Regions from separate parts of the Mus musculus genome. Here all the other regions are linked to region 3. The links are chromatin loops, found by intact Hi-C in ENCODE. Cell type or tissue: left cerebral cortex. All regions are shown on one strand.

Region 1 (8,000 bases), 46 kb after region 3:
AGGGCAAGTGGCTCAAGGCAGTGATGTTTGGTGTCCTCAAAAACCAGAGGCAGACAAAACACCTGGGGCCAGCGGCTTGTATGAGTTTTCAGTGTACGAGGAGTCGATGGTAGAGTCAAGAGTTTGCTGAGCTGTGTGTGAGAGGTGTTCTAATTGCAGAGAATGCCCTCCGGCCCCATTTCCTCACTGAGCTTTGCTGTGGGTGATGACAGGGCAGGGACTGAGTGAACCCCATCACCTCAGCAAGCCCTGAAAAATCTTGGATTCAGGAATATGACCTAAGCATTAAGCTATTACAGTTCCAGACCAGTACCCTGCCCTGGCTTTGCACGTGCTATGATGGTCAACTGAAGTAGTGTGGGACTGTCTGCTCCAGAGAGAGGTGGGCTCAAAGACACAGGCTTGCTAGGACAGGCACAGGCCGGCTCTGTACTCACGGCAACCTGGATGATGAGGGGCAGCATACACCACTGACCAGGAAGACAATAAGCCAGGGATATTTTAACAAATGTTTCCTTAAATCAGAGATTGACAGTGAACTAGTTCCACTCTCAGAAGCCCACAGGGAACAATGGCTTTGTCAGGATGGTTGGTAGTAGCCCTGGAACACAGAGCCTTGGGTGGCCCTGAACCTCTCCACAGCCACCTTCCTCCTCTGAAACATTAGAAGAGCTGTGTGTTCTGGGCATGAGCACTTTGTGATGTAGCTCAGGGGACTGCTACCAGTCCACCCTGCTTCCCACTGACCCCTGCAGAAGATCTGAAGCAGTGCCTGTAGGTGATGGTGGTGGTGGTGGTGGTGGTGGTGGTGGTGGTGGTGGTGTGTGTGTGTGTGTGTGTGTGTGTGTGTGTGTGTGTGTGTGGCTGTCCTTGGTTTCTCTATCTGGATCCCAGCTTCTACGGCTGAGGCCTGGTTTCCACCAGGCTGTCTCTTCTGTTTCCTTTGTTTGCTCAGAGCAGAGGACAGGCAAGTGTATGTGTCCAGGATAACTATGTCAGTCTGGCTCTGTGCCAGGCATCCCCAGTCCAGCCACCTGCCTACACTCTTCTGTCCACACCCAGCAGAGCAGACCGCAGGAGGGGCTTATACACGGCCACTTGGCTCCCTGGAGAAGGGCCCGGGAGGTCAGGTAGCCCTATCTCCTTTCAGAACAGAGTAAGGCTGGCGTTGCAGCTCAAGTCTATTTACTCTGTTTTAACCCAGCTCATGCCAAGGCCTTCCTGACAACCTGGTGCCCACTGTGGATGGAGGGCAGCAGGTACCCCACAGTGTTTGCATGCAGCTCTCTCCCTAGCACATGGCTTCTGCCACCAGCCCTGGGTGGCCTCCAGGCACTCCAGTGAGGACAGAGCATTTCTGATGCTGCTCTGCCTCCAGAACAGCAAGGGCAGCTCGAGCTCTGCTCTGGGGACCAGGGCTGAAGGGCAGCAGCAGGGAGGCTGCAGGGACAAAGGATAGCAGGGAAATGCCATCTGCCAGCTGCCAGAGCTCTGTCACACTGCAGAGAGGGACTTCTGCCAAAGGTCAGCGGCGGGTTGAGGAGAGAGCTCTAGAGCTACTGACTGAGGCCAAGCTTGGTGCTTTGTGGCCTTTCTCCAGGGCTGGGGTGACATTAAAGGTAACTTTCTCTAATCCCTGTGGCCTCTGCCCTTCACACTACACTACAACCCCCAGCCCCACTTGAGTGTCAGGACCTAAACAAGGGCTGCCTCCTCCTTCTCTCCTCTAAGTTAACTACTACTGCTACTACCACCACCAATCTTGTAGGCAGCACCTAGTCAGAACTGGGATATGGTATGCAAGGCAGAAAGGAGGAGGAGGTGTTGGCTTGGGGCAGGGAGTAGGGTGCACTTAACATACGCACCTGAAGGGTGCTGCAAACACCAGGAGAAAAAGGGCCTGGTGCCCCTCATGTGAGACCCCTGCTGCCCCACATAGGTGACAGGCCTCTTTTCACAAGTGACACCTGAGGACAGGAGGCTGCTTTCCCATGGGGTTCCTTTTCCGTGTCAAATGCATTATTTGAAGAAATGTGCCTTCGGGTGCCTAGGCCTTCTAGCAACAAACTAACTCAGCAGCAAACCAACCTCTGATTCTTGTGTGCTTGAGAGCCAATCAGCTACAGAACAGCAGTACTCAGTTGACAGGGGTTCTGGGTCCCATGTCTCACCTCAGCAGGGGGCCTCCTTCTCTTGCATCTTTCTGTGACCAGGATCTTGCTATTCCCCTAGTATCCATCCCTGGCACTAATGGACCTCTAATGAGCCAGTCTCTCTAATCCCTGAGCTCTGATGCTCTCCTGAAGTCACACAGGTCAGTCCCCTTCTGCTTCTACCTGGCAGCCTTTAAAGACCTGAAGGAACTTCTGTAATAGCACCCTCCCTCCCTCCTCCCTCCTCCCCCCCCCCCTTCCTCCCCTCCCTTTGGGCTTTACAGGGATGGTAAATTCAAATCTCTCTCCATATGACTGCATTCTGCATCATGTTGGTCCTCAATGGAAGAGGCCTCACTGTGGGTTCAGAAAAAGTTATCATTAAGTCTTGGGAAAACAGGAAGATGGCTTTTCTTCATAGGTATTCTTTTTGAATATTTTTTAAATTCACATGGCTGGCAGAATCTTTTAACACGACTTCTTTTCGGGATGGTTTGAAATATCCTAGAGGAGTGATTCTGCAATTAGAGATGCTGGAGGGATGGGCTGTTAGGCAGTCGACACTGGCAGAAGTCTGGCTGTAAGCCCGAGGGCCCATTCAGCCAGGCCTTCAATTTCCTCTGGCCTAATTTCTTTGAAAGGGGGTACTCAGCATTAGTGCCAATATACCTATAGGCTGTGGTGGCCTTTTAGAGAACTGGGGATCACTGGGTTAGTTTTAGGGAGGGACCACAGCCAACTGGCTAGCCACTTCCAAGGCCTGAGATGTCCCAAAGGCCACCCCCTCCCACAGAAGGAATTCAGGATGCAGTTGGGGCAGAGGACAGTAGGTAACAGGCGCATCCCAATGGCCAGCTCCCTTATTTTATGGGTGGGGCGGGGATGGTGGAGGCTAATTGCTAGGAAACAAGCACAGGCATTCTTCAGGATCTGTGGGGGGTTAGCTCCCCAATAACCAATCTGTTAAAAGCCTGATAAAGATGCTATGTTTTTTATTACTACCCATGCAGCTCTGTGTACTTCTTTAAATCAGAAGAGAAAGGGATTTATTCAATGTGGCTTCATTGGGAAGGGGAACAAAGAGATCAATAACTTCTCACCCAGCCCTGGCCCATCTTCAGGGTTCTGAAGGAAGGCCACGTCTATAGCACATACTGTACACCAAGTGCCAAGGCAATGCTGTTGATGGCTGCCATGCTGAAATACTTACAATGACAAGAAAGTCAGTATGAATCTTGAGCAGACATATTTTTTCCCCAAGCAGCCCCTATGCTGGGACTGCATAAGTGAGCCACAGAACAGCGTCTGTATCCCCAGGGCAGGCTTTGCTAATTCTGCTACAACAGAACAGCTTCTAGCTCTCTCCTCCATCCATGAATGTGCGGAAGAGCAGGGGGTATCTCAGCACCACTGTGCCTGTACTGTGTGGCCTGCTAGAGACTCGGGTAAACTGTCTCAGGGCCATACTTCCTATCCCCTGAAGGGCCCAGGCCCAGGCCTGGAGAGTAGACCTGCTGTGAGTCTTGCCCTGCTCTGGTGTCTTGAGCAGAGCAGGGCTGTCTCTTAAGTGTACAGAACCAATGTCTACCTGAAGGAAGGAAGCTACAGGAAGCATCCCAGATGACAAGACATAACTCGCCTACCTACCTGCTAAGTGCATGGGAAGGGGGAAGCTTAGGGTCCACTTAACTGGAGGGGAGGAGCTGTGACCCCGAGGTGGCTGTGAGACAGACAGAAGACATGTATCTAATTCCTCCTGGTGGACACACCAGGTGCCTGGCTCTTGAGAGGATGAGCTCATTTAATAACAGTCAAATGCCCAATCAGAAGGCAGTGAGGCAGAGGAGCAGGGTGTTATTGTTACCAACAATGTCAGGACCAGGCACTCTGCCTGGGCACAGTGCCCTGGCCCCAGACAACTTCGCCTGCCCTTGGGATTAATGTGCAATGATTTTTCTAATCAGGAAGGAGGAGATGCAGCTTTTATAATGGAAAGACACTGTGTCTCAGCTCTTCTCTGAGGTCACACTGTCTTAGAAAATCATATCTAGGCAATCTGGGTGCTGCCCCCTGGCCCTGAGACAGGGGATACTCAGTGGCCCTGGTGTCTGAGCACCCGGTGCTTGGTGTTACTGCAAGCGAGGGCCCTGGAAGTCAGGCAGGGGGCTGTGGGGAATCCCAGCACCAGAGGAGTTCCCTCTGGCAGCAGCCCGAGGCATGATGCTCACAAATTAAGCCACCAGTCAGCACAGAAGCACAGTCACAGCCCCCGCAGCTCTGCCTGGGGTGCTGACCCACTTGAGGAAGTGTCAGGCCAGCCAATCCTAAGCAGCATCAAAGGACATCCAGTTAGCAGAGAGCCAGGGCCACTGATGGGGGTGGAAGACAGTGACAAGGAAGCCCTGGGCCTCCCCAAGATGTTGGGATGGTATGCACCTGTCTCACTCTGAAACTGGATGTAGTCCAGTCCCTGCCAATAGTCCAAACTGAACCTCTTTAGCTTCCCCTCCCCCAACTGCCACATTGAGCTGGTACTTTGCTGCAGTGGGATGAGATCATAGGCTGAGCCTGACTTGCTCTTAGGAGAGAAGTGCTTCGGTCCTGATGCTGTGGCAACTGCAATTCCCTAGGCAGTGTGTCCTATTCTGTGGGTGCTACCTGACTGCCCTTGCTGGTACTTTTCCACTGGCAATGGGCAGGAGACTCCTGTTGACTTATTTATACATCTCCCTGGTTGACTTATTTATTTATTTTTATCTACCTTCAACAACAAGTTGGGCAGAAAACAATGAGGCAGAACAGCCTTGAAGTCAAGTGCTTCCCCATGGCCCAACTTACCCACACAATGGAAAGTCTGGTGCTAATTACCTCCCAGGGGCCCTACCTGTCTCCAGAAGAGACTGCTGTCCCTGCCTGTTTGGAAAGGTGGTATGCCATTCCAGGCAGGGTGTAGGAGCACAGCTGTCTGAGACCACTGTTTCCACATCAGAGGCCCAGCTTCCCTAGAGGGGACATGGATATAGGTGGGACATCCTCAGGGCCCTTGTCGGGGAGGGCAGAGGGCTTCCAATTATGGGCCTGTCATGGGCACAACAATTTCTAGGTAACCAGCCAACAAAAGGGCTATTCTGAGGCTTTCCTAGAGTCCCAGGGCCTGAGTGGGGGACACTTAGAGATCCTGACCCTGCTATGGTGGCCCAAGCCTGGATCCCTTCCCCAGGGCCCCACTTGGTACAATCCTTGTCTCATCTCCATGACCAAATCCCAGACAAGAAGTAATAGAGAAGGCTCGAGGTAAGCAGGTGCTCTTGGCTGTGGTGGCGGAAGTGTGAGGCTGGTTGCTTACATCTTGATGGACTAGAAAGCAGAGGGGCGGAGCTATCAGCCTTAAACCTGATTCCCTGTGACCCAGTTCCTCAACCTAGGCCCTACCCCTCTCAAGGTTCTACTCCTTCCTAAACAGCACCATCAGTTGAGAACCAAGTATTCAAACAAAGGAGCCTAAGGTAGTGTAATACATCCAAACAATAGTACCTGACCGCAGTGCCAGCTTCTTCTTAGGACGGGAAGGGAAGCCATGCCTTTGTGGGTGTTCTCTGGACTCAGTCTGACCATTTTCCACCAAGCACTGCAAGCAAAAGCCTGGCTCCAGCAGACTTAGTGAGGTACCTGGGCAGAAGGCAGGGCTGGGGCACCCTGTCTCCACCCTACTATGTGATCTACGACCGACTGCTAACCTAGACTAAGGCTTGTCTCTCTAAGAGTCTCACTTTTCAGTCTGGAAAAGAAAGATACAGAGTATATGACTAGTCAGGCCTGTTATTTACTCCATATTCTGGGAGATTACAGCATCCTCAATGTTCATGTTGTCCCAGGACTTGAAAAGTAGTGGCTGATGTGGCCAGAAAGGCTTCTCAAGGAAGAGGCTGGGCAAGAGAAAGAGGCTAAGCAAGATGCAAACCGATTGCCCTAGGAGAGCAGCACTGGGGACCAGGAGGGAAGGGGGCAGTTCTGCTCCCACTCTGCACAGAGAAGCACTACAAGTGACTTACTAAGTGCAGCCTCAGGAGTTCCTGGGAGGCGCAGCACCCCTTTCTGCCTTCTCAGGAGTAAGCAGATGAGCAGATTTGGGCTGAGAGTGCCAGAGGCTCCAGGATTTATAGGAAACTTGGAAAGCCCAAGAAGTCAACAGTACAGAGCAGAGGCCACCAGCTGCTAGACTAGGGAACCCTAGGGTCACTGAGGCAGAGGCCACGTTTACTCACTTTTTACCTCTGGGCACTTGAGGTGCAGACAATGCATACTGTTGATTCTGAGCCATTTCACCCCCCTCCCCCCCCCCACACACACACACTCTTGGTTACTATAAGTACTCTGTTGATGACCACAGAGTGGGCACTAGGTCCTAGCTCTGTCCATTACCCATCTTGTCCAGCTTTTTTGTCAAATGTACTCCTGTCCAAGTGTAGCACGCTATGTGGAAGGTGTTGGTTTTCACACCCATCCCTGAACGTTGCCTGGAGACGTGACTTCTCTGGGCCCATCTGGACTTTAAATGGCGAATGCCAGCTGCAAGAGGGCTGCCAAAATGACACAAAGCCTCAGTGGTCTCCACAGCCAGGGCACCAGAGAGGATGGCCGTCATCTGACTCACCGGGGTACAAACACAAGGATGATTTACTACCTGACAGGATGGATGTGGTCACTTTGGCCAGCACCTAACCACATCCCTGCCAGGGTCTGGCAAGAATTATTTTTCCATTTTTAAATAGGAACAAACAGAAATGATAAGACATTTTCCAATGAGGGGGACACTGAAACTGATTAGCCTTGGAAAAATTGTCCCCAAAATAACAAGACAGCTCATCATCCTCTATGTGGATGGGAAAGAGGGGTGGGTCTCCCTGCCCAGCAAGAGGCCCCACTCAGCCATTCCTCACATCTGTGCTTTGCTGGTAAACCAGCGCAGGGGAAGCCCTGTATCAAGGAAAGGAGAAATAGACAGGTTGCCTGGAAGCAAGCTTTCACTATTATTTGTTTGAATAACACCCCCGCCCCCCCCCGCCCCACCCCGTCCCCCACCAAGTGCTGTCAACTCAGACCCAGAGCTGGAATAAGAAAGATAGTGACCAGGCTGGGGACAGTGTGGCTCTGCAAAGAGGAAGGTTTACACTGCAGAGCTCCTGGGGAGAAGAGAGGCACAGCAGGCGCTTTCGTTCCCTGCACAGAGCTCTCACCATTTCCCGATTCAGTGCAGAATAAATCAGCATCAAGATCAGAGGCATCGCCTCAAGAGTTCCCAGCCGGTGCTGAGAGGAGCGTGGGAGGTGCTGCTCACCTGCCTTGGTACAGGCACTGAGCTCATTTGTATGTGGTCCCTGCTATGTATCAGGCTGTGCTTGACACAGAATGGGGGCCTGCGGCCTTGGACAATGACTTGGAGGGAGACTAGAAAATTAGAATAAATTAAAGCATCCGCCATCACTCCTGCTCACAGAGACGTGTTCAGACTACAGATTCAGGAAAGGTCATAGTCATTTTATGCTCTAACCTGGTATGGTCATACCCAGAGGTGACCTGTTACTGGCACTGGCTGATCCAGCATCAGTCCTATAACCCTGTTACAGGCAGTTCTTGTTCTGACTGTACACTCTGCTAAAAGGAAGGCCCCTCTTTCCTAAAGAACGGAGAAGGGGCAAGTGCACAGGGAACCTCACGCTTGCATCCTGGGGGCCTGGAGGAGTCTCGTATTTCCCATGTGACTTTCATGCTACTGGTTTTGGAGGAAGGTCAGGTACTGAGGTGAGGTGCTTGTGCTAGGCCAGAACCATGTCTACATCCCTGAGG
Region 2 (8,000 bases), 74 kb after region 3:
CTTGGAGGACCCTAGAGAAGCAGCAGCCCCAGGAGGGGCCTTGGGATTCTCCAGAGAAAACTGCTGCCCAAGAATAAGAAAGCGATGGCAACATGGTGACTCTGCATAGGAGAAACCTATGAAGCCTTGCTGTGAGTCTACCCTGCTTTAGACAAAGTATGTCTAGAGTTATTATTTTTTAAAAATAGCAAAATGGTTCAGCCATCACGAGTATTTTTGCTTGCATTTTACTGTAACCTTCTGTGTGTGTGTGTGTGTATGTGTGTGTGTGTGTGTATGTATGTGTGTACACGGTTATGTGTGTGCTGGTGCATATGCACATGTGTGAGTGAGCAGAGCCAGGGGTAACCTTGGCCGTTACTCCTACAGCTGTCCACCTTGGTTTTTGAGCCAGACCTCACTGGCTTTGAGGTCTCTGGAAGAGGTTTCCAGACTTTTTGGTCTCAGATCTGTTTTGGATATTAGAAAATCATGAAGACTCCAAAGAGATATATTGGGCCTTGTCTAATGGTATTGCCACATTAGGAACTAAAACATGTTTAATATGTTCATTTATTTGATTATTTAAGAATAAACAATGCACTACATTTATAGCAGTGCTATGCAAACTTTGTTCCACAACCTACCTACAGATTCCCTTGCTAAAGGGCCTGTGGTTTTGGAGGAGCTAATGTTGCTTTTGGGATTAGCTGTTTTGTTCAACAAAGGAACTACAAGATCCTTACTGAATTCCTGACTAAATTATTTTTCTTTGCAATATCTATACTATGTCAGAATGAATTCATGTTTAATATAATGATACGTTTCACTCTGACTAAGGCCTGGCACATGGAGATGATGGTGGTACGGATTGGGTTTAGAGACCACCTTACATTTGGATGCCACTTTATTCTGTTTATGTGACAGAACTGAGACTTGAGGGGTCATGTCACCACCCAAAGCCATACAGTCAGTTGGCGGTAAAACCAGGATGCAAACACTGTCTGGTTCTAACCCCAACCTCAACACCCAGCCATAAAGGCCACCTCCTGAAGGAAGGCTGCAGCGAGCCTCCTGCTGTCCCTTCAGAACACGAGGCCTTGGGTCCTTGCACGTGAGTGTCGTTATCACCATGCAGTCTACAGGCTGCAAAGTAGATGCACCCGCCTTCCATATTTGATTGCGTGGTTCTAAAAGACGACAAGGTATCTTCTGTTTAGGGTTTTTCAAAGTCATTTCAGTAATGTCAAGTCACTCAAGGCACTGGGCAGACGCTTGTAGAGTAAATAAAAGAGTCGTGAGCAGACATCTTTTTATGCTGTTCAGAGGTCATAGACTATGGCACTCAGAAGATACAGCCAGTGTTCTCTGGTCTCGTAATGGGGGAAGGCCCTGACCTTCGTGACTTCCAAGGATTTTTTCAGTGTATCTGTCACACTGCTGGAAATCTCAGGAACAGAATTAAACACTGATGTCATTTATTGACTTTCTCTCTCTAATACAATTAAACCACCAAAGAGAGAGGATGAGGAGGGTGGTCAGGAACCCTTCCCTGTTCTCGGTCAATTCCTTGTTACATGTATCACAAGGGCCTTGCTGCGATGAACCTGGGATAGATAGTAGAGGAGTCAGAGGGTTCTAATAGCAGGTAGCCATGGCCAGAGTTAGCATCCACTGTTCTTTGCAGTAACATAGCAAGTGAGTCTTCCTCTGGTTAGAGTTCGGAGGCATCACTAACAGCACAACAGAACAGCAGCTATTTTACTGTGGAATAGGACTGACAAGGTAAGCAGGAATATATACTGTGGTTGTGACTTACGTGGGCACAGTAGAAATGCTGCTTCTCCATCTGTCTTTAAGGAACTCCTTCCCCCCCCACCTCCCCCTCACCACAGCAAAAGCACATTTTGCATGACCCAGGGGAATAGTGGAGACAGAGTCTTGGAAAAGAAACCCGAAGGAAGACTAAAGGACATATTTCCAGCTTGAAATCCAAGACTCTGGAGGGATGTTTCCAAATTATCAGGCTCAACAGATGAGCCAGGCACCATGCCCAGGCTGCTCTGCATCTCTTATTTATCACACTAACTTGAGAAGTGCTTATCAGTGCTGTGACCCAGGGAGCACAGTGCCGTGTGCTGCAGCTGCCAGGCCCTGCCAAGGAGACAAGCATCCTTTCCCTTATGGCACGGCTGGGACAAGCCACCGCAGGATCAGCTTGGCTGGAGTGGGCGGAGGCAGGTGACTGTGCCCTAAAAGCTGGCCCAGGGTTTGTGAGCAAAGTGCTCAAATGGCAAAGGGCTAAGATGCCCTGAAACTGGGCAGCCTGCATTTCCTTGGCTCACAGATTTTGTTACCCACCCTCCTCCTCCTCCCCTCTGTGCTGCCTGGGACACCTGATAAAAAGGTGAAGGGATGTTGAAGAACTGTTCTTATCCCAGTCCAGTTTTGTCTAGGTTCTGCTGGGCTGCCTTGGGGTGGAGAATACCAGGAACAAGGGTGGGAAGACCTTTCTCTGTGGGTGGAGAACCAAGGCCTCAGATCCCAGGGACTGCAGATCTAGGCTCTGGGCCCTCCTGAGGTTTCCTTTCACATCCAGAGCTGCTCAGAAACCCTGCCATAAGTAGGACACTAGCAACAGTCGGCTCCAATTGCTTTTCAGCTGAAGCTTTGGCCAAGCTCATGTGTATGGAAAGAGAGGCCTGTGGTTGATTTCATACAGATTTCAACGTGACTATATATGAGTTCTACTTAGCCACCAGAGTTCATCATTCAAAGGGACCCTAAAGGCAACAGTTCTGTTAGGTGAAAGTAGGAGGCTTAGTTAGGTGTGGTCACCCTGCTCTTTCACAAATAGGGACCCTGAATGAAGGGCACACATTCTAGTCTGGCTCCCCTTTTAACTGGTGGGACTGGACAAGCAGCTGTGGTTGGAAGACCCCTGGGATTCCTTTCATGCCTCTGTCTTCTCAGCATGGAGCAAATGAGATCTTGTCTACCTGGTGAACTGGTGCTTATCCCAGAGCTGGGAGCAATGGACACTTGTCACGCTATGTGTGATAAACATCCTTTACTAAAAGGGAGACAGCAGTAGATACACAGGACAGACACTTGGCAGGAGCCCAGCCCTGGAGGACTGACTGGATTGCTTCATGTGATGAACATGAGAGAGTGATGGAGCATGAGGCTGCCACACCCCATTCCTCACCCACATCCTCTCCACCTCCGCTGCTGCAGCCCATACCTGCTGCCTTCCTCACCTCTTTTCTGAGAAGAACCCAAGGCACTCTGGCATCAGGCATGTAGCAATCCCTCGTTAATGGAGCTTGGAGCTCATTTCCCTGCCCCCTAACAATTCAGTGTTATCCCACATCAGACTTCATTCAGTGTCCACGCCTAGAAGCTGTGCCCCCAAACCAATGAGAGCAAGGAGAGAAAGCAGTAATTTCCCCTCCTAAAGATCCTGAGTTCTTAACAGCAATCTGAATGATTAAGGATCCTGCCAGTCAGCTTGCTTAAAACATTCTCATGTTAATAGGAAAAGACTGTCTCTTAAGCAAGGCTTAGAAATGCCATCTGTCCAACACTGCAGCCTGCTGGCAGCTGTGACCTTCTTGTTTCCATACCTGCTTCCTCCATCCCAGCATGTCCTGATGAGATCAGCAACGGCTCTCAGGTTTTGGAGGAAGAAGAGATGAGAGAGGCCACTCGTATTTCAGCCACCAAATTAGGTATGCTATCTATACTGTTTGCTTTATATTAAACGTTTTAGTTCTGACCCAATGTCCCCAAGGGATTAGACTTGATCTGCCTATCTTTCCTACAAGGCCATCCTGTTGCTGAGGCAGTGGCTCTCTACTGTTATCATACACCTTCCTTATCTGTGAGCATCACTGTCTTTCTCCTCCCTCTGTGCATGTCCATCACTGTGATAGTAAAGCCAGGGCCACAGCAGCTTAGCAGACAACTGCTGCCTTGTACTAATCCCCACAGCCCATACTGCCTCCCACTGGACTCTCTAATAAACGCTGGCCACCACTCTCAGTAGAACTTCCATTTTACCCTGAGGGAAGAATATTTTAAGATGCCCACTGCCACAGCTCCAACATGAATCCGTTCCCCAGCCACTTTAACAGAGTTTCAATAAGTTAACAACAGACAAAATGTCTTCTCCCGAGAAGGAGAAGATCTTTCCAGGGGAAAGCTTTGGGACAGGAGTCCACGAAGCAAGGAGAGGCTATGTTGTCTCCAGGAGGCATGCGAGGCTGAAGCAGTACTGCCAAGGCTGGTAGGCCAAGTGGTCACACACAAGCATGAAGGGAAGCCATTCATGAGCATGCGAGGAGAAGCCAGCTGTCAGGGTGATCCACACTGGTGGTCCTGGGTTGGAGGCAGTACCTTCTGGAGGACTACAGTGGACAGAAGTTTCCTCAGCAGCTCACCTACCATACTGCATGTTCACTTTGGAGCTACTCAGAGCCCTCTGCCTGGAGAGGCTGCTCTAAGCCTGGCATGGTTACCCATGACTGTAGTACCATGCAGTACATGGTACAGGGTAGCTTGGTGCTTCCCTGTTGTGGACACCCACATCTATACTGACTTGCCAACTGCTTATAATTCCATTCATTCTCATTTAAAGAAAGGTGCCCCAGAAGTAATTAAGAAAAATTATATTAAATTAATATTGACTAAATGTAAATAGCAAAGAAAGGTTATATTTGAAAAAGATTGTCTCAATCAGGACTTTTTTTTTCCCACTGTAAATTCAAAAATAGGGGAATGTAAATAAAATAATAAAAATTGAAAAAAAATATTCAAAACTAGTGTTGAGGAACAGAGGGTAAAATATGCAGTTTGAGCATTTCCTTTCGGACTGTGTTACTCATTAAGGTGTGGGGATGTAAAGCCATCACTCGCCATGACGAAGTGGAACCACACTTCTCCGTGATGCTCTTCTCCGTCTGGTCGACTGCTGTCTCATTACTCTGCGTGTTCTCCTCCCAGGGAATTTACTCCTAAACAGGGAGGCAGCCTTCACCGCCACTGGAAGGTGGGAGCCAAGAGCCCCAGGCGTCCTTGTTGGCTTTATTGCACACTTGGAGAGGGAAATGAAACTTCCTACATCGTTTTCTCCCCAGTAAGAGCTGCTAGAGCAGCTGAGAACAGGGCCTCTGGGCTTTGGGTCTAGAGGCAGTGTGGAGGGACCCTGTAGTCTGGAGCCATCCAGAAGAGATAGAAAGTCTGAAGAGACTTTCTGTGTGGTGAGGCCCTTCCTTGAGAGTCTCTGCTTCCAGGGCTACATCTCAGGACGGCATGTGGCTGGGCCTTAAACCCAGGTCAAAGCCCCGTCAAACGACACAGGAGCATGCAGCTATAGTTTTTCATCCATACTTTTACAGATGAGGGACCGTCGACAGAACTGGCCCTTCTCAGAGACTTGGACCTGTTTTATGAAAAATATTTAAATCTTTTGTATAAATGTTACAAGCTTCAAACGAAGCAATAGATAGTTAAAGGCTTTAATATAGTCTACTTGTTGGAAAAAATTTTTTTTTCATTTTCTTAGAGGAACTTGGTGTTAAATGGGCCTGGTGGAAAAAAATTTTTGTGATGTTTTAACGTAATCAAAATGCACCTCTTTCCTATCATGGCTTACTGTCTGTCTGTCTGTCTGTTTCTGTTTCTCTCCGTCTCTCTCTCTGTCTCTTGTGTGTGTGTGTGTATGTGTGTGTGTGTGTGTGTGTGTGTGTGTGTGTGTGTGTGAATATATGCCACATGTTACATGACTGCTGAGGTCACAGGAGGGCATCAAAGCGTCTGAAGCTGGTGTTCCAGGCCAGAAGAGCAGGAAGCCCTGTGAAGTACGGGAGCCATCTCTCCACTCCTACCACTCCCTTGTGTTGGAGGGAGCCGTCTGCTCTCTGTGCTCCCTAAGGAAGCTGCTCTCCCTGCCTCTTCCTCTGTAGTCCCCAGAGCAGCACTGCCTCGGCTGTTTGCACCCTGGAGTCTCAGGCCACGGTGCCCAGGTGGCGGAGTGGACAGGCGGGTGACAGCGAGGGGGGATCACATCATCCCAACATTCCCAACACTCCAAACCACAGCACACATTCAACAGTGGAGGAGGCGTGACTCCAGAGACCTCGGAGGGCGAATAGATCGAATAGATCTGAAGGCTACTTACTAACTGAAAAGAGGGAGGGAAAACCATGAAAGTGTGCTTCTGGAGAGTTGCCTTGGGACAACAGATCAAACCAAAAATTAAAACCAAACAACAAAACAGTTGAAAACTCAAAATTAAAGCTACAATAGCAAAGAGGGTTCTAGTAACCTCCCAACTGCAACCTGGCTGGCTGGAATCAGTTTATTTTCCACTGACTTAAAGCGACTTTTGCTTTAAGTAAGGAAAGGCTAAGCTGACCCGTTGATGCCATGTGGGAGTCCCAAAGCAGGGAATTCCAAAAAGAAGAGACAGACAATGAAACCAGCAGGCTTTGGGTCTCCCCACACAGGCCTGCAACCCTGAGTCTATAAGAGTGCAGGGCTGGGCCAGTTTTCATTGTTAGGCAAGAGGGTTGAAGCTCTCTACAATTAGATCAAGAAACTCTATTACCAGTGGCTTGCCTTCCCAGATTAACAAGTGCATCTATGAGGAAGAAAGATCCTTGCGAACAGCTGGTTACCAGCCAGGCACTCCCAGAGGATGGGACAGTGGCTCATGGCTTCTCTGAGAGTAACTGCAGGGCACTGGGTAGGGGCAAGCCACAGTTAGCAGGAAGCCCAGTGGGTCCTCATTGTTCCAATTTACTAATTAGATGACTCTAAAGGCCCCCCTGTAAGAGCCAGAATTTCAGAAGAAATGCAGGGCTCCTAGGTTGACAAAACCTGGCGGGGTGCTGAGGTTGGTGGGTTTGCTGTGCAAACAGTGGGCAATGGAATGTATGACATCATTCTAGAACCACAGGATCTCATTTAAGATAATAAATTTAACAAAGGCCAATGTAAGCCGGGCGGGCGTGGTGGCGCAAGACTTTAATCCCAGCACTTGGGAGGCAGAGGCAGGCGGATTTCTGAGTTCAGTTTGAGGCCAGCCTGGTCTACAAAGTGAGTTCCAGGACAGCCAAAGCTATACAGAGAAACCCTGTCTCAAAAAAACAAAAACAAAACAAAACAAAAACAAAAACAAAAAAAAGCCAATGTAAGAGAAAAAATTTTTTTCTTGAAAAAAAATTGAAGTTGGCAATTGCCCCTAGGCACTACTATATTGAGAGAAAATGCTGCTCTGGGGTAGATAAAAAGATAACATAAACAGCTTATAAATATCAATTTTATCTTCCATTTCATAGAACTGGGGCTGCCTTAAAAGCTAAGCCATATGCAAATGAGCAAGGTCAGAGTCACTGTGAATGTGCCTTTCTTTGGTTGACCTTTGTTCCTGACCTATATGGAGGCTTACATAACGGCACCTGCCACCGAACGAGCGCACTAGACAGAGTGGTTCCTCCTGGCAGTAGCCTGTTATGGGCTTTTGTTCAGCATGTAACAGCATTTGGAACAAAGATGAGCCCTTATAAATCACAGATGCAGATGAAATCTGCAGGCACTGCTGGCAGGAGTGCACATTAAATAATCGAGTGAAGAAGAACAGGCTCAGCTCACTCTCGCTCACGGTGAGCACCATATTTAGGTCCCTTTTAAGGACTTCACCCACCAGTGTGCTTCATTTTAATATAGGGATTAAGCAAACAAACAACCAAACTGATTGCGTCCTGGTGCTTCCTGAAGTAGACTTTCAAAAGTTCTGTACTATTTGAAATCAAGATTAGGCAAAGGTGCTATTCTGTCACTCCACACTTTCACGACAGAAACCCTGCCTTTGCAAGTAAAAACCAGTTCCCAACACATTTCTTAAATGTACTCTGTAATCTGCTGGCACTGGCCTCGAGTGGAAGGTTCTGGGAGCAGAGCTCTAAGTGCCTTCCATTCCGTGTTGACAGGCAGGTGAATGTCATCTTTAGAATTTG
Region 3 (8,000 bases):
ATACATTTTGAAGCCGAATTGTCTAGACCCAAATCATCTTTGCCATGCACTATTTCCATAGCTAGAGCTGGTCCAACCTAGAGAAATCAAAAAGGTCATCTAGGCAGGCTCATCATCTCACAGTACAACGATGGCTGCCAAGCTCCAGAGTTGGGAAGGGGCTCTCCAATAGTCTCAGCTGATAGGAGGAAGAGTTGAAACCTAAAAGAAGGATTTCTGGTGCCTATCTGAGTACTTCATCCTAATATGACTATTAGTACCATTCATAAACCAGTTCCCTCTGAATAACCATTCATCCCTTATGATCTGTCACCCACCCGAAAACCCATGAATTCCTCCATTCATCTATCCATATATCCCATTCCACTACCAACCAATTCTATCCATCTGTTTCTCTTTACCAACCTATTCACCATCCATCTATCTGTCTACCCATTTACCCAACGATCACCACATTATCTATCCATCCAGAGAGAATGACTGTTGGGATACACAACTGTATTCCTTAAGATGTGAGACTGCAATTATTAGCTTTAAACCTTTTGTTTCCAATTTGAGCTGAAATAACTACTGAATTACTATAGAGTCTGCAGTGTTGTTCTAAGTATTGTTGAGTAGGAGTACAGATTCAGGGGGGAAAAGCCCACAAAATGAACTGTTTCCTAAAGAAATATGACAATTAGATGCATTCAAGACTGTAGATTGGACCTCGGATGGCTAACGTTTTAATGTACTTCACTAGGACAATTGCTGACATTTTAATATGGGCTGTGGAAGAGATAACAGTAATTGCTGAAATGTTTAATTTCCTGATTTTGATAACTGCACTGTGGTTATATAAGAGAATGTTCTTTTTTGTAGGAAATTCTCACAGAATTATTTATGGATTAAAGGGAAAGATATCTTCAACTTACTTGCAAATGATTTCAGAGAAGAAAATTATATGCATTATATATAAAATATGTATGGGGAGAGAGAGAGAGAGACAGAGACAGAGAGAGAGAGAGAGAGAGAGAGAGAGAGAGAGAATGTGAACACATGCAATTGGTGAATCTGGGCCAAGGCTATAAGGGAGCTCTGTGTGCTATTTTTCAAGTGTTGGCTTATTACATAAAATAAAGTAAACTCCCAAACCCACAGTCCTTTCCTCTTGGAGTTTACAGAGAAGGATTCTCAGATGCATATGAATGCAAAGACAGCATATGGATTCAATCTGTGGGTGCTCCTGCTCCCGGCCTCACCCCTGCAGTGTGCAGAGTGCAAAGTGATAAAGGAGAGAGCAGAAGAGCTGTAGGGGTGTAGCTGGAGGGGAAGAGCCACAGCTTCAGGGAGAGGCAGAAGGACGCCACGGAAATCTGCTACGGGCTACGCGTTGGGATGAGTCAAAAATAAAGTCCAAGATGTCTTCTTAGCATCAGTTTTGGTGTTGGATTCTGTCACTGAGCACAACTTCATGCAAAGATTGACTCTCATGGAACCCAGGACTTATTCAGCTTACAGAAGTCTAGCCATCTCTATTCTCTATCTCTGGCAAAGAGGTGACTGAGATGTGCTAGCCAGAAAGGCTCTCCCTTTAGTATGGTGACCAGACCAGCCTGAGTTTCAGTTGTTAGAAGACTGATGGATATAAATGATGGTTGGCAGCGTCAGATTTGTGTCCAGAGAGAGCAAGGAAGTCATGGAAAACTCCACTGTCTGTGGAGCAGTCTTTGCCCCCTTACACACCTTCCTGTCAATTGGTTTACACACTATTTCTATTAATTATTAGCATCTTTCAGACAAAGAGACTAAGTCATAGATTATACAAGGCGTATTCTGATAAGGCACAGAGCTAGGAATTGAGTGGCTGTGAAAACCATCCCTGAATGCTACTCTACCCCACAAATAGCACCATCTGGGGAGATGCTAGGCAGAGACAAGGTGGAGATGGATGGACCAGAAACAGAAAGGCGAATGTCAGAAGAAAGCCCTTAGCATTTCCCTGGCATAGATCTCAAGAGGAATCTTAGCCAGGATGGCCATGGTGGGCACTGGGTGTTTAGAAGAGGAAACGAGTGGTCCTATCTGTATCCAGCCATGACAACAAGCATCATAGTGACACTCCTTCACTGAAGCTATGGGCCCAGTCCTCTCATCTAGCATGAGTGACTCCTGTCAGAGGTGGGAATTGCTGCTTTCTCCGTGGCACCAGCTCATCGGCATTCACTAAGAGGGATTTGTGGCTTTGTGTGGGCAGACTCCAATTGTGAACTTGCCAGCTGCTGCTTCCTGCTCCTTCCTGACACGGAATGAAGATGCAGTGCCCTCCCGCCCAGGCTGGGTGACTACTGAGCAGGCACCAGCTGCTCTGTGCCTCCAGCCTCCCTCTTCCTGGTGACTTGGAATGCAGCTTCACCTACCTGACCCATCTGGACTTCAGACCACACCCTTCCTGGGCAAAGAAGCTGTTAAAATGGAATCGTAGGGAACACTGTCCACGTAGAGCAGCCACTGAGGGGTGGTTGATGTGACTAAGGAGCAAGCACAGGTTGGTCAATTACAGCCTGGCATGAAGGTCTCTAGTGACGTGACACGTAGCTCTTTAAGAGATGTAGAAAGCAACCCACGAAGGAAGCTGAATGGCGAGCTTAGTTCAAATAGTGTGTCAGGGAAGACATTCAGACAAAGTTAAACTGAGGCACGATAAACGCAAGTCCTTCAAAATTCAAGTACTGGAGAGCTTGACTTGGCAACAGATTTAGTAACAGGCCATGTGCAAATGGTCTGCTTGGGTTTTGTGGTGGTTCTTTTTGTTCTCTGGGAACCAGTATTTGCTCATAGCTAACTGCAACCTTGCAGCACCCCAGGCTGCATGTGGGGTTGTTCCCAGTTATAACAGGGTTCCAGGAGGAGAAGGAGGTGTCCCTCCTGAGCTGTCACTCCTGGGCATCTCGTGTCATATGGGAATGCTTTAGAATTATGAAAGGTCAGAAACCTTATTAAATAAAGGCCCATTGATAAACAGTTTAAACTTTCTGGGCTACACAGGCTGTGTCTATCATTCTACTTGGCCCTGGTAGTGCAAACCAGCTACACACAAAGATAAACAAATGGGTGTGTCCATATTCCAGGAAACCTTTATGAACAAAAATAGGCAGTGGGTCAAATTTGGCCCTTCTTACCTGCTAGAGCAAAAGGGCAGAAATGGTTGGCCCAGTGAAGGCTCTGAGGCTGAAGCATGTATGCATTGGTGACAGGCCTGACTGGGGGCATCTTGTGGTTAGGCTGCCCACTCATTGGTCCCCGAGAGAAAGCCAGTTGTGGAAGAGGTACATGGAAGTTTGTTTTTATTGAGGTCAAGGAAGACCCTATAAAATGAATTTGGTACCACCGGAGGCTGGAGAAAAAGGGAGTTGGCTGGATGTTCTTCAGTGCCCACTTTTCTGTAATCAGAGAGTCTTTTCTTCCTCCACGGACCACCCTGCCTCCCTGTCTTGCCTTCCAATCCTGTCTTCTCGCCTCCTTGTACCAGAAGAGCTGGTTTGTCTGACCCACATGCCTAGGCATGTGGGGACACAGCCACAAGTCCCTCTGATCATGAGACATCAGGAACCAGGGATATATATTTGACTGAAACCCCAGTGGACCCTTCGGGTGGGGGAGGTTCAGGGTTACAGGGGCTGCAGATCCATTCATTTGGGGGTCGTGATGGTCAACACTGATTACTAATGTGCCAGGATCTAGATCTAGAATCACCCGGGTGACAAACCTCTGGGCATGCTAGCAAAGGGTTTTCTGGATTAGCTTAATGAAGGTATGAAGACTCACCCTAAATGTGGACAGCACCCTTCCACATTCAGGCAGAGATCCTGGACTGAACCAAGGAGAGCAGTCTGAGCAGCAGCAACCATCTCTCTCTGGCTCCGCACCGTGGATGGAATAGAACCAGCTGCCACATGAGGTGCCATGATTTCTCTGCTGCTATGAGTTGCTTTTATTTTATGTTTTCCTCAAGAGGGAAATAAGTAATCGAGGGGAGGGGGTATCTGATTCCTCAGGAGAGGATTTAGCCCAGGACAAGGCTCTTGGGGTTTGCTTTTGCCACCAGATTCTCCACCGGCCAAAATGGCAGAAGGAGTTAAAGGTGAGCTGCTGCCTCACACCTGTCCCATCAGCTCTCGATGACATGGGTGGGATGACAACCCACTGGCCAGTGGAAGAAGGCTGTGGACCTGTGTGGGAACTGCTCTGCGAATGTTCAGGGGCCTTTCACCTCAGCCCTGTGAGGTCTCATCATAGGCCTGAATGCATCCTCACCCTCAGGTCCCACCAAGTAGCTGGCAGGCCTGTGTCATCATCTTTGCTGCGTCTGCAATAGCCTTCTCTATGGCTTCCTGTCACCTCCTCTCTGGTACCTTGGAGGACTTGAGTGAACGCCCCCCTGGAATTCTGATGAGGCACTGAGCCAGGTGTCCTAAGTCATGCTCTCTCCATGCAGGGAATTCCCAGGGAAGTGGGGAGGATGCTGAGAATGGAACACGCATATCCAAATGCCAGTAATCTCCAATGGATCTTTCCCTGAGCCTGAATGATGGGCAAGCAGGTCTGGGAGCTAGCCTAAAAGTGGAGGCAGGCAATGAGGCCAGCCACTGGCTCTCTGCTCGCACTGAAGCTGGGAGATCAATGAAGACTTCAGACAGAGGGGATGGAACTGGAAAGACCCCATCACATCCTCCTATGTTCCCTGTCTGTCCCTAAGGTCACTACCCATTTTATTAGCAGCCTCAGTTTCTCAACTTGAGACCATTTAACACCACAGGGGCTGATGATGTCCCCTCTGGAATGGGACTATACCCAGTAGAGGCTGAGCAAGTCCCTGAACCTCCACAGGCCTCCATGTCTTCTTCATCTGTGAAATCGTGGGACCTGCTGCCCAGGACTCGGAGAAGGGGTGGTGGTGGTAGAATAAATCCTTATGTATAAAGCCCCAGAAATAGCGCCTGGTACAGACTGTGTTAAGAATAATGGTATCACCCAGCTTCTGAGAGCCAGAGCTCAGGAAGGGACTGAGAAGGATGGACACAAATAGGAAAACATCAAAAGAGAGAGAAGGCTTGGAGGAAAGGGAAGGAAGAGTGTGTGTGTGTGTGTGTGTGTGTGTGTGTGTGTGTGTGTGTGTGTGTGTAAGGTGGGGCCCACCGGTGGCTGGTTTTGACTTGAAGCTTGGCTCTGTGCTCAATTTCTTGTTCTCCCTTCTCCCATATAATCTCTCTCCAGTATTCTGAAGAGTTCTGCTTCCACCCCCCAGCAGTTGCCATGGTGATGAAAAAATCTGGACCCAGTGGAAAGTTCTCTGTGCTCTTGGCAATGAGGCTGCAGCACCCTGCCTCCTGCCTGCCTGCTTGTGCGTGGGCGGCCAGCTACGGCGGCTGCCAGGATTCCAGGCCAGCACAATTCTGATGGGGGCCCAGCTCTGCTCCCACGGAATCTAGGATAGGAGCCCTCAGACAACATGTAGCCTGCCCTATTTCACAGGTGAAACACTTAGCCAGGCAGGAACAGTGACTTGCTCAAGTCTGCCCACGCTTCAAACCCTATGGGTCTCTCTCTCTCTCTCTCTCTCTCTCTCTCTCTCTCTCTCTCTCTCTCTCCCAGGCCAGATATGAGTTTGGTGGATATAGCAGGTCTGAGGACATCATAGATGAAGAACAGGCTAGCTGCAGAGCACTGCAGGCTGCCGGGGAGATGCAGAAAAGAGTAGAGCTGTGAGGAAGACTCCACAACCTCTGCTTCTTCCCCTGACACAGCAGTGTCGAGGAGCTGTGACTGAATATTTGTGTGTCCCAAGCATTCATGTACAGAAATATAATCACTACTGTATGATATGAGGAGGCATAGCCTGTGGGAGATGGTTATGTTATTCGTAGAGTCCTTGGTGCTATTAGTTATGAGACCACAAAGAACTGTTTGTCCCTTCTACCATGTGAAGACACAATAAGAATGTGTCACCTAAGAGTAAGAAGGAGGGTCCCAGCAGACACTTTATCTGTCAGCACTTCTCACTTGGACTTCCCAGACCCTAGAGATTTATGATGTTAACCAGCATCCCAGTCTATGCACAGCAGACTTGAGATCAGACCAAACTTTGTCCCCTGAGCAGCCTTGGTTCAGTAACTTCGCCCAAAGTAACCCACTTTTGACCATCAAAGCCTTGCAGGATCCAAACATATGAGATAGTCCTCATCTTGAGATGGATTTATGCTAGACATTGGGGGTAATCCCATAAACAGGATGCTGTTTGTAGCCCAGCTCTCGTCCTATCTACATGCTGCAAAAGATGTTCACAGGCTTCGGAGCATTGGAATTTCCCTCAGACCCACAGGCCACCAAGAGGAGGAGACTTGCACCATCTCTGGAGTCCTGGCTATGGACACACTGAGGCCAGGCCGGGCCACTCACACCACAACCTTCCAATAGGATTCAGCTGTCCAGACTATGACTCTTGCAGAATTGCGGATATGTTGGGAAAGGAATTTCCCATCCTGTTTTTCTTGATAAAATTCAGACATCAGAAGTCCCTCATCAAGAGCACAGTGCTTCCTCTGCACCTGGCCCGTGGTTCCTAAAGCCATTTTCTGAAGAACAGAGACTAAGTTCCTGGGTCTTAATTTGCCCTGGAATCTTAGTGCTTTGTCATCTGCCTCTAGATTCATCCCAGTGCCTTCCTGATACAATGGTGAAGACTTGATCTAGAGAAGAGAAATGTTGCTGTGAGCAGAGGGGCACAAGGACCAGAGCCAAGGAGCTCAGTTCACTCCTGAGCTATGCAGTCACAGAAGAGTCACCTCCCCTCCCTGAGCCTCAGGACCAGCCTCTCTGAAACAGGATTTAGGCCCCCAGCTCCTGTTAACTTTGTATTCCTAAGAGGAAGGACCACTCCAAGCTCTTGCTTCTCTTCCAGGTTCCTACCACAGGTTCTTAGTCCTTCCCCCAGACCATCCACCACAGACTCGTGTCATTCATGAACTGATTTGCTGAGCCAGAATTTATAGCCGTCACCTGTCTTCTGGGCATGCAGCAATGAAGTGGACCAACCAGAAGCTTCCAACTCGCTGTTCAGACTGGACAAGTGACATCACACATTAGAACTCAAGATGTAGAGGGTACTACCCGAGCATCCAGGAGGGGACCGCTTTTGGTTCTGAAGAACCAGGAAAGACTTCCTGAGAAGGTCCCAGCTCAGTCAAGACCCCGACAATAAGGTTATTAATTATTACTAACTAATATTGATTCATTATTTTTCATTATTACATTAGTCAGCAAGAGAAGCCTGTTAGGGTTCCAGGGAGCGTGCGTGGGAAGAAGAGGGGGAGGGCTCTCCAGAATTACACAAATCCTCTTCCCCTCATATTTGCTTCCCGAAGAAACCACCTCACGCTAAGCAGGGACCACAGGGGAAATTCAGGACCACGGAGAGCTCCACCGCCTGTCTTCAGCTGATGCTCTGGTCCCTTGAGGCCACCCCCCCCACCCCTCCCCTGGGGTTATCTCAGACTAAGCTGGAAGAAGATGCTGGGTAGGACAGTGCAGGTTGGGAAACTGCCAGGCTTGGAGCCAGGCCAGAAGGGTCTGACTGAGGCTACTGACTGTCACCTCCTAACTGGAGTCTGATGTGCAATCACCAAGAACCTTGCTAATGACACACAAACAGGATGATGACTGAAACATGTAGTTCTCTGCCATTTAAGACCATAAAGCCCTTTATCAATGGGATACATTGTGTAACGCCTTTATAAGCATAACACAATGAATCAGCATATTATATATTGTGTTGGGTGATTGCTGTTGTGAGAAAGAGACAGGCTCTTCTCCTTGAGAGACAAAGGATCCTAAATCTTGTTAAACAAACAAACAAACAAACAAACTTCAGTGCATGCTATAAGTATGGCTAAGAGCCAGGCACCCTCCAGAGAACAATCTTATCTGAGTGAGGTGCAGAGAGCTAATGGAGGCAGAGTTGA

Evidence for each region. Peaks named below come from ENCODE experiments on the same cell type or tissue, not always from the same donor. Only the 100,000 strongest peaks of a DNase experiment are listed, where the experiment ranks them.
Region 1: it touches region 3 in a loop (1.8-fold over the local background); 3 of 42 quality-filtered maps call a loop at or near these places.
Region 2: a loop joins it to region 3, with 1.9 times the contacts of the local background. A loop is called at or near these places in 4 of 42 quality-filtered maps.

The regions. Positions count from the first base shown.
Region 1 is chr12:100,306,663-100,314,662 of GRCm38, forward strand. The region is part of intron 19 of Ttc7b (tetratricopeptide repeat domain 7B); the gene reads right to left. Among named protein-coding and RNA genes, the nearest start is that of Gm10432, 34 kb to the left of the region's middle. In left cerebral cortex, CTCF peaks have their summits at 1,902 and 4,217; DNase peaks (open chromatin) are centred at 1,072, 1,497, 2,741, 4,452 and 3 more places; H3K27ac peaks cover 6,482 bases.
Region 2 is chr12:100,334,337-100,342,336 of GRCm38, forward strand. The region is part of intron 17 of Ttc7b (tetratricopeptide repeat domain 7B); the gene reads right to left. Among named protein-coding and RNA genes, the nearest start is that of Gm51958, 11 kb to the right of the region's middle. In left cerebral cortex, CTCF peaks have their summits at 3,564 and 4,008; DNase peaks (open chromatin) are centred at 1,976, 2,593, 3,159, 3,590 and 2 more places; H3K27ac peaks cover 5,723 bases.
Region 3 is chr12:100,260,747-100,268,746 of GRCm38, forward strand. No RefSeq gene overlaps it. Among named protein-coding and RNA genes, the nearest start is that of Gm10432, 12 kb to the right of the region's middle. In left cerebral cortex, a CTCF peak has its summit at 3,881; DNase peaks (open chromatin) are centred at 1,208, 2,267, 3,805, 4,558 and 3 more places; H3K27ac peaks cover 7,567 bases.